Regions from separate parts of the Homo sapiens genome. Here region 2 is linked to region 1. Evidence: read pairs that join two places in POLR2A ChIA-PET (ENCODE). Cell type or tissue: HepG2. All regions are shown on one strand. Links, peaks and the distances in the headings refer to the core of each region. The heading gives the core; the rest is flanking DNA. Region 1 has its middle 17 kb from the start of MCF2L-AS1. Region 2 overlaps ATP11A (ATPase phospholipid transporting 11A).

Evidence for each region. ChIA-PET counts read pairs that join two places held together with the same protein. Peaks named below come from ENCODE experiments on the same cell type or tissue, not always from the same donor. Only the 100,000 strongest peaks of a DNase experiment are listed, where the experiment ranks them.
Region 2: POLR2A ChIA-PET joins it to region 1 with 6 read pairs; 1 of 35 experiments calls an interaction of 5 or more read pairs at or near these places.

What each region holds. Positions count from the first base shown.
Region 1 is chr13:112,949,497-112,953,887 of GRCh38, reverse strand. It overlaps a transcript of MCF2L not described here. Among named protein-coding and RNA genes, the nearest start is that of MCF2L-AS1, 17 kb to the left of the region's middle. RefSeq lists an enhancer at 33-750 and a silencer at 1,859-2,153. In HepG2, for the core only: no CTCF peak of the experiment used is centred there; DNase peaks (open chromatin) are centred at 767 and 1,867; H3K4me3 peaks cover 1,303 bases.
Region 2 is chr13:112,755,520-112,759,910 of GRCh38, reverse strand. All of the region lies in intron 1 of ATP11A (ATPase phospholipid transporting 11A), which reads right to left. Among named protein-coding and RNA genes, the nearest start is that of ATP11A-AS1, 3.0 kb to the right of the region's middle. RefSeq lists enhancers at 2,606-3,164, 3,165-3,724, 3,704-4,391. In HepG2, for the core only: no CTCF peak of the experiment used is centred there; a DNase peak (open chromatin) is centred at 2,610; H3K4me3 peaks cover 403 bases.

The sequences.
Region 1 (4,391 bases), core at 296-4,295:
TGCCCACAGCAGGGCCCTGGCAGCCTCCTCGTCTTCCCTGCCTTTGCCGTCTGACCCAGCCCCTACCAGGTGGCTGAACGCTCCTGTCAGGCTGGGGTCTGGCTGGGGTCAGGCTCAGCCCCAGGTCTGCACTTCCCCTGGGCAGGGAGGGCTCTGACGCAGGACCAAGGCAGGCCTGGCCTCAGGTGGCTGGGAACCCAGGTCAGCTGGGGGCAGACAAAACATAGACTGAGCTGGTCTCCTGCCCAGGCCTCTAGAACCACCGGCCACAGGTGAAGTCTGCAGGCAGGATCTTTCCCACCCCTGCTTTCTGCCTGACCCTTGTTCCTGTCTCTGCAGAGGTAAATTACGTGGAACAGAGCAGGCACTGTGGTCTTCGAGCTCCCAACACCCTTGGCAGATCTGTGGCTCCGTGCATACCGGTTAGCTTGTTTTTGAGAGGGGAGCGGACACCATATCAATTCAGCACCAGTGACCACCTCTCACCGAGGAGCCCCTCCCCGCAGCTGTGCTGTTGTCTGGGCCATGTTCCCTGGGAGCTCCTTCAGTGAGAAGGGGGCCAGGCAACCCCACCCACCCTTTGTCCATGGGGGCTGGAGGAGGAGGACGCCAAGGCTGACACAGTTGTCAGATGGCCAGAGCTTCCCCACATTCCTACAGAAAAGCAGACCTGGAAACGTACCTTCCAGTTCACCAAGAGCACACCAAGTAAATACTGATTCCAAAACACGGCTCCAAGCAAGGAAGGCCTGTATTTATTTAACTCTTGAAGTAAACAGAGGCCATTCCATTTCACTCTCTCCAGGAGGAGTGGGGCCCAAGTCCAGGCCACAGGACAGAGGATCACCCAGAAGCAGCAGCCCTCGGGCCCATCCCATTTAGACCTTCTGAGAACCAACTGCCCCCCGTGTAAACAGTCCATTCCAAAAGTGGGCATTTAGTGTCGCCTGCTTTGTGGCTGATCACACGGGGCGCCCCGTGTTCTCTCTGGCCAGTGGCTCTGACATTTTGATGGAGAGGAAGCTGGAACAATGGACACCCTGGGACCATAAAACGCTAGGTTTTGGGAGCTCCAGCACAGTGAAACCTGAGTGCTGATGCAACTGATGCTATGTTCCTGCTCCACATGACTCCAGTCCCAAACAGCAAATGCTGGGGACATGCCAGTTTCTAGTTAGCTGGTGTTCATTGCCCTGTTTAGAAATTTACTAATAGTAATGCATTTACCCTTCATTTTATTGCTTATTTTCAACTTTCAGATTCTCCCCACCAGATATGCCCCAAACAATCCACAAACTATTGAAAAGATAAGGAGAAGGAAGGCAAAGTTATTCAGATTCTAAACCCTTGGGGTCCTCATTTTGCCAAGAGGATCCGGTGACTGGTCTGTGGGAGACCCAAACATTTGAAGAAAACGGAGATTCCTCCTCACCTCTCCTTTAGAAGGAGGTGGTTGGCAGGAAACTGTGATGCAGCAAGTTCACGATCACATTGGGATCCCCAGAAAACAAACCTGCCACTTGAAGCATCCCTGGGCCACCCACACCCACCTGGCTGGAGGGAGGGGTGGGGCTGCAAGGTCTCTGAGCCTGAACCAGAGGAGGCTTCAGTCCAGGCTCACAGAGAGCAGGAGGGAGCCCGAAGCACAGTGTAGCCTGCTGCCTTCCACCTCCCTCTGCCCGGCTCTGAATATTTAAACACACCCGATTCAACCTTAGAACTGTTAACTTATTCAAGCCTTAACTGGGAGGCAGTGTTTCAAAGGCTCAACACCAAGGTCACTGAAATTGAATTAACCTACTTTGACATCTATTTAAACTTTTAGATCTGGACCTGCAAATCTGAAGCAAATATTGATTTTAAGTCAGTCAAGGTCATAATTCCCTAAAAGGAAAGCCCTTTTCCCTCTTCCCACTTCACGTGATTCTACATATTGGTAAAGCCCTTGTAATGCGGTGCGTGTATGTGGGTTTGTTGACAGAGAGTGAATAGGTGTGAACTGATTTTTCTTGCTTTAGATAACTGTAGGTTCACATGCAGTTGTGAGAAACAGTAAACAGAGGTCTTGTGTACCGTTTTCCTCCAGGGGTAGCATCCTGCCAAACTACAGCACACGACTGCAGCCAGCATACTGACAATGACGCAGCCAGACCTGGGCTGTCTCTACCCACAGGACCCTCTTGTGGCCCCTCCTGGACACACCCATGTTCCTCCCAGATCACCCCTCGTGGACCCCCCACAACCACTGAACTATTCTCCACAGCTACACTTTTGCCATTTCAAGAATGTTATGTAAATGGAATCATACAGTAACCTTTTGGAATTGGCTTTTTTCACTCAGCATAATTCTCTGGAGAGTTCATCCAGGTTGTCACAGGTATCAATAGTTCATGGTGCGGACGTACAATTTAACGTTTCACCCACCAAAAGACATTGGGGTTCTTTCCAGTTTTTGACTGCGACAAATAAACGAATATAAACATTCATATGCCTGTATTTATGTGCACATAAATTTTGATTTCTCTGGGATAAATTCCCAGGAGTGCAATTGCTGGGTCATATGAGAGTTGCATATTTTGTTTTAAAAGAAACTGCTAAATTGTTTTCCAAAGTGGCTATACTATTTTACATTCCCACCAGCAACTTAGGAGTAACCCAGTTTATCCACATCCCTGCCAGCATTCGAAGTTGGCACTATCTTTTATCTTAGCTCTCCTGAGGGTGTGCAGTGGTACCCAGGTCTTGCACTTCTCCACTGGCTACTATTGACTGACACCTTTCCGTGTGCTCTTCTGCCCTCACTGTGGCATCTTTGGTGGAATGTCTCTATGTCTGTTGCCCATTTTCTAAGCGAATTGTTTGTTTTTGTACTGGTGAGATTTGAGATTTCTTAATCCTTTATCAGCTATGTGGTTTGCACATATTTTCTTCAGTTTGTAGCTTGTCTTTTCATCCACTTTGCAGGTGCTTTCACACAGCATAAGTTTTCAATGCTGGTAAGGTCGAATCTATCATTTTTTCCTTTTATGGATCATGCTTTTGGCATCAAGTCTAAGATCTCTTTGTTCAGCTTTAGGTCCTAAGTGTTGTCTACTATATTTTTTCCTAAAACTTTTATAGTTTTATATTTCATGTTTAAATTTGTAGTTCATTGTTAGAACTTATCATTCTAATATAAGGTGTAAAACTTGGCTCATGGTTCTTTTGTCTCCCTGTGGACATCCAATTACTTCAGCACTATTTGTTGAAAAGACTATCTTTCTTCCACTGAATTGATTTTACATCTCTGTCAAAAATCAGTTGGGCATATTTGTGTGGGTCTGTTTCTGAGTTCTCTGTTCTGTTCTATTATCTGTCAGTCTGCCCAGGACCACACTGCCCTGATTACTGTGGCAATAATAAGCCCTAGTATTGGGTAGAATGATTCCTCTCATCTTATTCTTCTTTTTCAAGACTGATTTAGGTATTCTAGCTCCTCTGACTTTCCATACAAATTTTAGGATAATCTTGACTATACCTACAAAAAAAATTCTGTTGGGATTTTGATAAGAATTCTGTTCATCTGTTTGAGGAAAACTGACATCTTTACTATATTGTGTCTTCCAATCCTTGAACATGGTATGCCTCTCCATGCATTTAGATCTTCCTTGATTTCTCTCATCAGCATCATGCAGTTTCCAGCACAAAAGTCTTGTACATATTTGGGTGAATTTACACTTAAGTGGTTTTTTTTTGTAATTTTAAATGGTATTGTATTTTTAATTTTGGTGTACATAATTTTGGTATTTATGCTCTACAAAGAAAGACAATTGACTTTTCTATGTTTATCTTGTATCTTGCAACCTTTTTGAACTTGCTAGCTTTAGGAGTTTTTTTTTTTTTGTAGAATCCTTGGGATTTTATAATCAGATGATCATGTCATCTGTAACCAGAGACTGTTTCAATTATTTCATTCCAATCCATATGCCTTTTATTTTTCTTGATTTATTACACTAGCTAGAACTTCCAGTACAATGTTGAATAAAAGCGATGAAGGCAGACAACCTTACCTTGTACCTGATATTATGGAGAAAGTATATAGTTTTCACCATTTAGTGTCATGTTAGTTGTGGGTATTTTTTGTAGGTAGTCATTAATAAGTAAGACGGTCCCCCCCTCTACTCCTATCTGTCCTAGAGTTTTGTTGTTTTTTTTTTTAATCATGAATGTGTGTTAAATTTTGTCAAAGACTTTTTCTGCACTGGTTGACATGATTATATGATTTTTCTCCATTAGTCTATTAATATGGTAGATTACGTTGACTAATTTTCAAATATTGATCCAGCTTTGCATCCTTGGTATAAACCAAAACTTGGTCATGGTGGATAATTCTCTTTATCTATTGCTTAATA
Region 2 (4,391 bases), core at 280-4,279, 190 kb after region 1:
GAAAAGCAACTCACATGAAAAATGCATAACTTGTGCGAATAACCTACCCAAGGGCGTTTACAAAAATTAACGTGATTATCTGGTGATAAAATGTTTATAACATTTTATAAACAGAAGAATTTGCCATTTCGGAATTGACTTCATTCTGTCTTCTTGGCAAAATAGGAAAAAATAAAATTGTTCTATTAAAAAAATTAAAAGTTTACAAAACAGGCACTGAAAACCTTCTAGATCATCCTGGAAACATCCTTTACACAGTAAGCAGATGATAAAGAGTACCAATCTCCAATTTCTGCATCAATAAATGAAAGTACATTTGCTGAGCCCTTCACAGTGATACAGAAGTTTTACTGGTGTATAAGTTCAATGAACTGTTAATGTAAAACTGAAAAGTCATCGTCACAGCTGGCTGAATTTGTTACATCGCTCAGGTTAAAAATGTGTCCACGCGCTATTGTTGAAAGAGCACGCAGGTTAGGAAGTCTTCAGAGCAGGGTCTTGGGAGCAACCCCCACCGTCATGACGGTCAGAAGTCTCCGGACTCTGCCAAGTGTGTTGCGGGTGGCTGGAACAAGACTGCTCCCAGGTGAGAGCCTCTGCTTCAGAGCAAGACAGATCCAGGTTTAAACCCCAGCACGCAACAGGAAGAACCTCACCAGAGGGCTGCAGGATGTGGCCTCATCCACCCAGAGTTACCCAGAGCTCCCCCAGCCGCCTCCTGCTCTAATCCTTTCCTTTGCTTGCAGGCACGAATGTTTCTGCAGCAAACCTCTGAGTCCTCACCAAGGATAAGAGGGGACAGGGGAATGGATGAATTTCTATACCCTGCACACGTTGCTGTTTTTACAAGAGAAGTATTTGGTGTTATGTTTACCCACGGAAGTGACAAAATATAAATGTTACTCAACTTTTTATTAAATGAATTGGTTCAATGATTTTCACATCTTAACTGAAAATGTAACGTAAAAAATGAAGGCTACAAAACTGTACGTTCTAAAGCCGATTTTTTGGCTGGTGGCTGCTTCTGCATCAGTTTGCATTTATGAAGAGCACACACCCCACGGTAATGAACCGTTCTGAGATAATGTAACTGTGCAGGAAAATTGAAAAATGCTTCACAAGTGTTAGTTGCTGGAGTATTTGATTTCAAGTGCGAGAGGAGCTAGCAAGATAGATTTAAGAAATGTAGGCTGGGAGCGGTGGCTCACGCCTGTAATCCCAGCACTTTGGGAGGCCGAGATGGGCGGATCATGAGGTCAGGAGATCGAGACCATCCTGGCTAACACGGTGAAACCCCATCTCTACTAAAAATACAAAAAATTAGCCGGGCATGGTGGCGGGCGCCTGTAGTCCCAGCTACTCGGGAGGCTGAGGCAGGAGAATGTCGTGAACCCAGGAGGCAGAGCTTGCAGTGAGCCGAGATTGTGCCACTGCACTCCAGCCTGGGCGACAGAGAGAGACTCTGTCTCAAAAAAAAAAGAAAAAAAAGAAAAAAAAAGAAATGTGAAGTGTTTACTGATCCATTCTTCTTACTTCAAATGTCCTTAGTGGCCAGGTGTGGTGGCTCAAGCCTGTAATCCCAGCACTTTGGGAGGCAGGGGTGGGTGGATCACCTGAGGTCAGGAGTTCGAGACCAGCCTGGCCAACATGGTGAAACCCTGTCTCTACTAAAAATACAAAAACTAGCCAGGCATGGTGGTGCGTGCCTGTAATCCCAGCTAGTTGGGAGGTTGAGGCAGGAGAATTGCTTGAACCTGGGAAGTGTAGGTTGCAATGAGCCGAGATCGTGCCACTGCACTCCAGCCTGGCAACAGAGCAAGACTCTGTCTCAAAAACAACAACAAAAATGTCTTTAGTGTAAAAACAAAGGTTGAGACTTGGATGGAACCTGAGTAGCATGTGTCCCGCACTCGTGCATGTGGCGTGGACTCCCTGGAAGCTTCTGGAAGTTCAGAAGCAGCTCTCTGGGAACCCCACCACGCTGGCCCCTGGCTCCCCTAACACAGCGTGCAGACCTAAAGCCACTCACTCTTGCCAGAACCTCGCCTTTCTGCCGCACACACATGACGCCATCCTTGGAAGCACAGACTGCAGCGAAACACTCAGCAAGACAATCAGGAAGAAAGACGTTTTGAGTAGGTATTTTTAAAGACTTTTCTTTTTAATACAACTTAATTGTTTTTGTAATTTAATGTTTAACAATGTCTCCTGAGATTCCTGAACACTGAACAACTGGCCTGCTGGTCCGTGCCCCTGGCCCTTCCCTTGAGGGATGAGACAAGGAGGCCAGCCTGGGAAAGGAGTGGGCGTCCTGTCCACCTCCGTGAGGGGACCTCCTGCTTTTCCCGATTCAAATCAGTTCTCCTCTGCAGAGGTCTAAAACAGCCCAGTTGTGGAAACACAAAGTAAAATGTGGAAATAGAGAAGCTAGTCTTGACCTGAATAGACCTTGTAGTTTTCGCAAATACCTGTGACAGTAATTAACACCGACATAAGAGGAAGTCGTGATGACACTAAGAGACTCGGAAAACAAGTGGATTAAACACATTGCCTTCTAGAAAAAGCTGCGTGAAATGGGTTTGGAATTTCTGTTTACTCTGAAGATGAAAGCTTCCTATGTTTGTTCACCACTGGAGAGAACACAAAGGCCAGAAACACAGCACGTCTTTGTTCTGCCATGAGCACAGCTCTATTCCCAGACGCTCGCCCCTGCTTTCTGTCACAGGCGGCCATTCTCGTAGGCTGGACTCCCTAAATCCACGAGCTTGCATAGCTCCACCAGTAACACTACAGATTGTAGCAGCAGTAACTTTTTATCTTTTGCCTAAATAAATAAAAAGCACTTAGCATGCTATCTCATGTACAGTAGGTGCTCACATCAATGTGGACTAAATCCACAGAAAGCTAATTCTTCAAATATGATCATTTTGTAAACGATGTAACTAGTATGTAACAATTTCAACTAGTAAATTACTAGATGTAGTGGATGCGTTAGGAGCAGGCCCCGCGCTGGGAGCAGGCCCCGTGCTGGGAGCAGACCACGTGCTGGGAGCAGACCCCGCGCTGGGAGCAGGCCCCGTGCTGGGAGCAGACCCCTCGCTGGGAGCAGGCCCCGGCTGCCACAAGCTGCTCTGGCTGCTGTGGAAATCGTCAGACACCACACAGGCTGCCCTGGGGTGCAGAGGGCCGTGCCCCAGAAGAAAGGCAAAGAGGCATCTGGGAAGCCTCAGCCACCAGCCAAGAAGCACCTCTGACACCGTCCAGGCTCTCCAGGTGAGGCCCACCTGAGCTCAGCCGCCACCAGCGGTCTGAAATCGTGTCTGCTGTTTTTCGTGCCGTCCCCCACCTGCCCCGCCATCCGCTAGACCCTGGGAGGTAAGGTCTAGGTGACAGGGACCCTGTTACCAAGAGAGCGCCCCAGTGAGTGGTCAGACTCAACAAGCACACACACTCTGGGCAGAAGGCAGATACAGGTGCCTCTCCTGGACTGGAAGGGGACCCTGATCCTGAAGCCCAACACGCAGGTGAGAGAGGTGGCCTGCAGGGTCTAGAGAGAAAGAACTGCCAGGAAAAACACTTTCCCCTTTCCTGAAGGCACCGCAACGATGGACATGACCCTTAGTTATTTGGGGTCAGAGGTCGATTCGCACAGCCAGCCAGAATCGTAGACCCTGCCTGGAATCTAACCTGTTTCACAGACTAAGTTTTATTTAATTTGTATTTTGGTTTTGGCTTTGTAGTTTAATGTTGTAAGGATATCATTATAATCAACATATGTCAACACCAGGGTTGCTAAGAAATTTACGCTGCTCTAAGTAATGCTTCCATGACTGGAAATGATTCTAGAATCTGCTCTGAGTGACGCTTCCGTGACCGGAAATGGTTCTGGGAGCCGCTCTGAGTGCCGTTTCCGTGACCGGAAATGGTTCTGGGAGCCGCTCTGAGTGCCGCTTCCGTGACCGGAAATGGTTCTGGGAGCCGCTCTGAGTGCCGCTTCCGTGACGGGAAATGGTTCTGGGAGCCGCTCTGAGTGCCGCTTCCGTGACCGGAAATGGTTCTGGGAGCCGCTCTGAGTGCCGCTTCCGTGACGGGAAATGGTTCTGGGAGCCGCTCTGAGTGCCGCTTCCGTGACCGGAAATGGTTCTGGGAGCCGCTCTGAGTGCCGCTTCCGTGACCGGAAATGGTTCTGGGAGCCGCTCTGAGTGATGGTTCCGTGACCGGAAATGGTTCTGGGAGCCGCTCTGATTGATGCTTCCCTGACTGGAAATGGTTCTAGGAGCCGCTCTGAGTGACGCTTCCATGATTGGAAATGGTTCTGGGAGCTGCTCTGAGTGACGGTTCCGTGACTGGAAATGGTTCTGGCTAACCTTGGCTGCAGTCCTGCAGGGAGG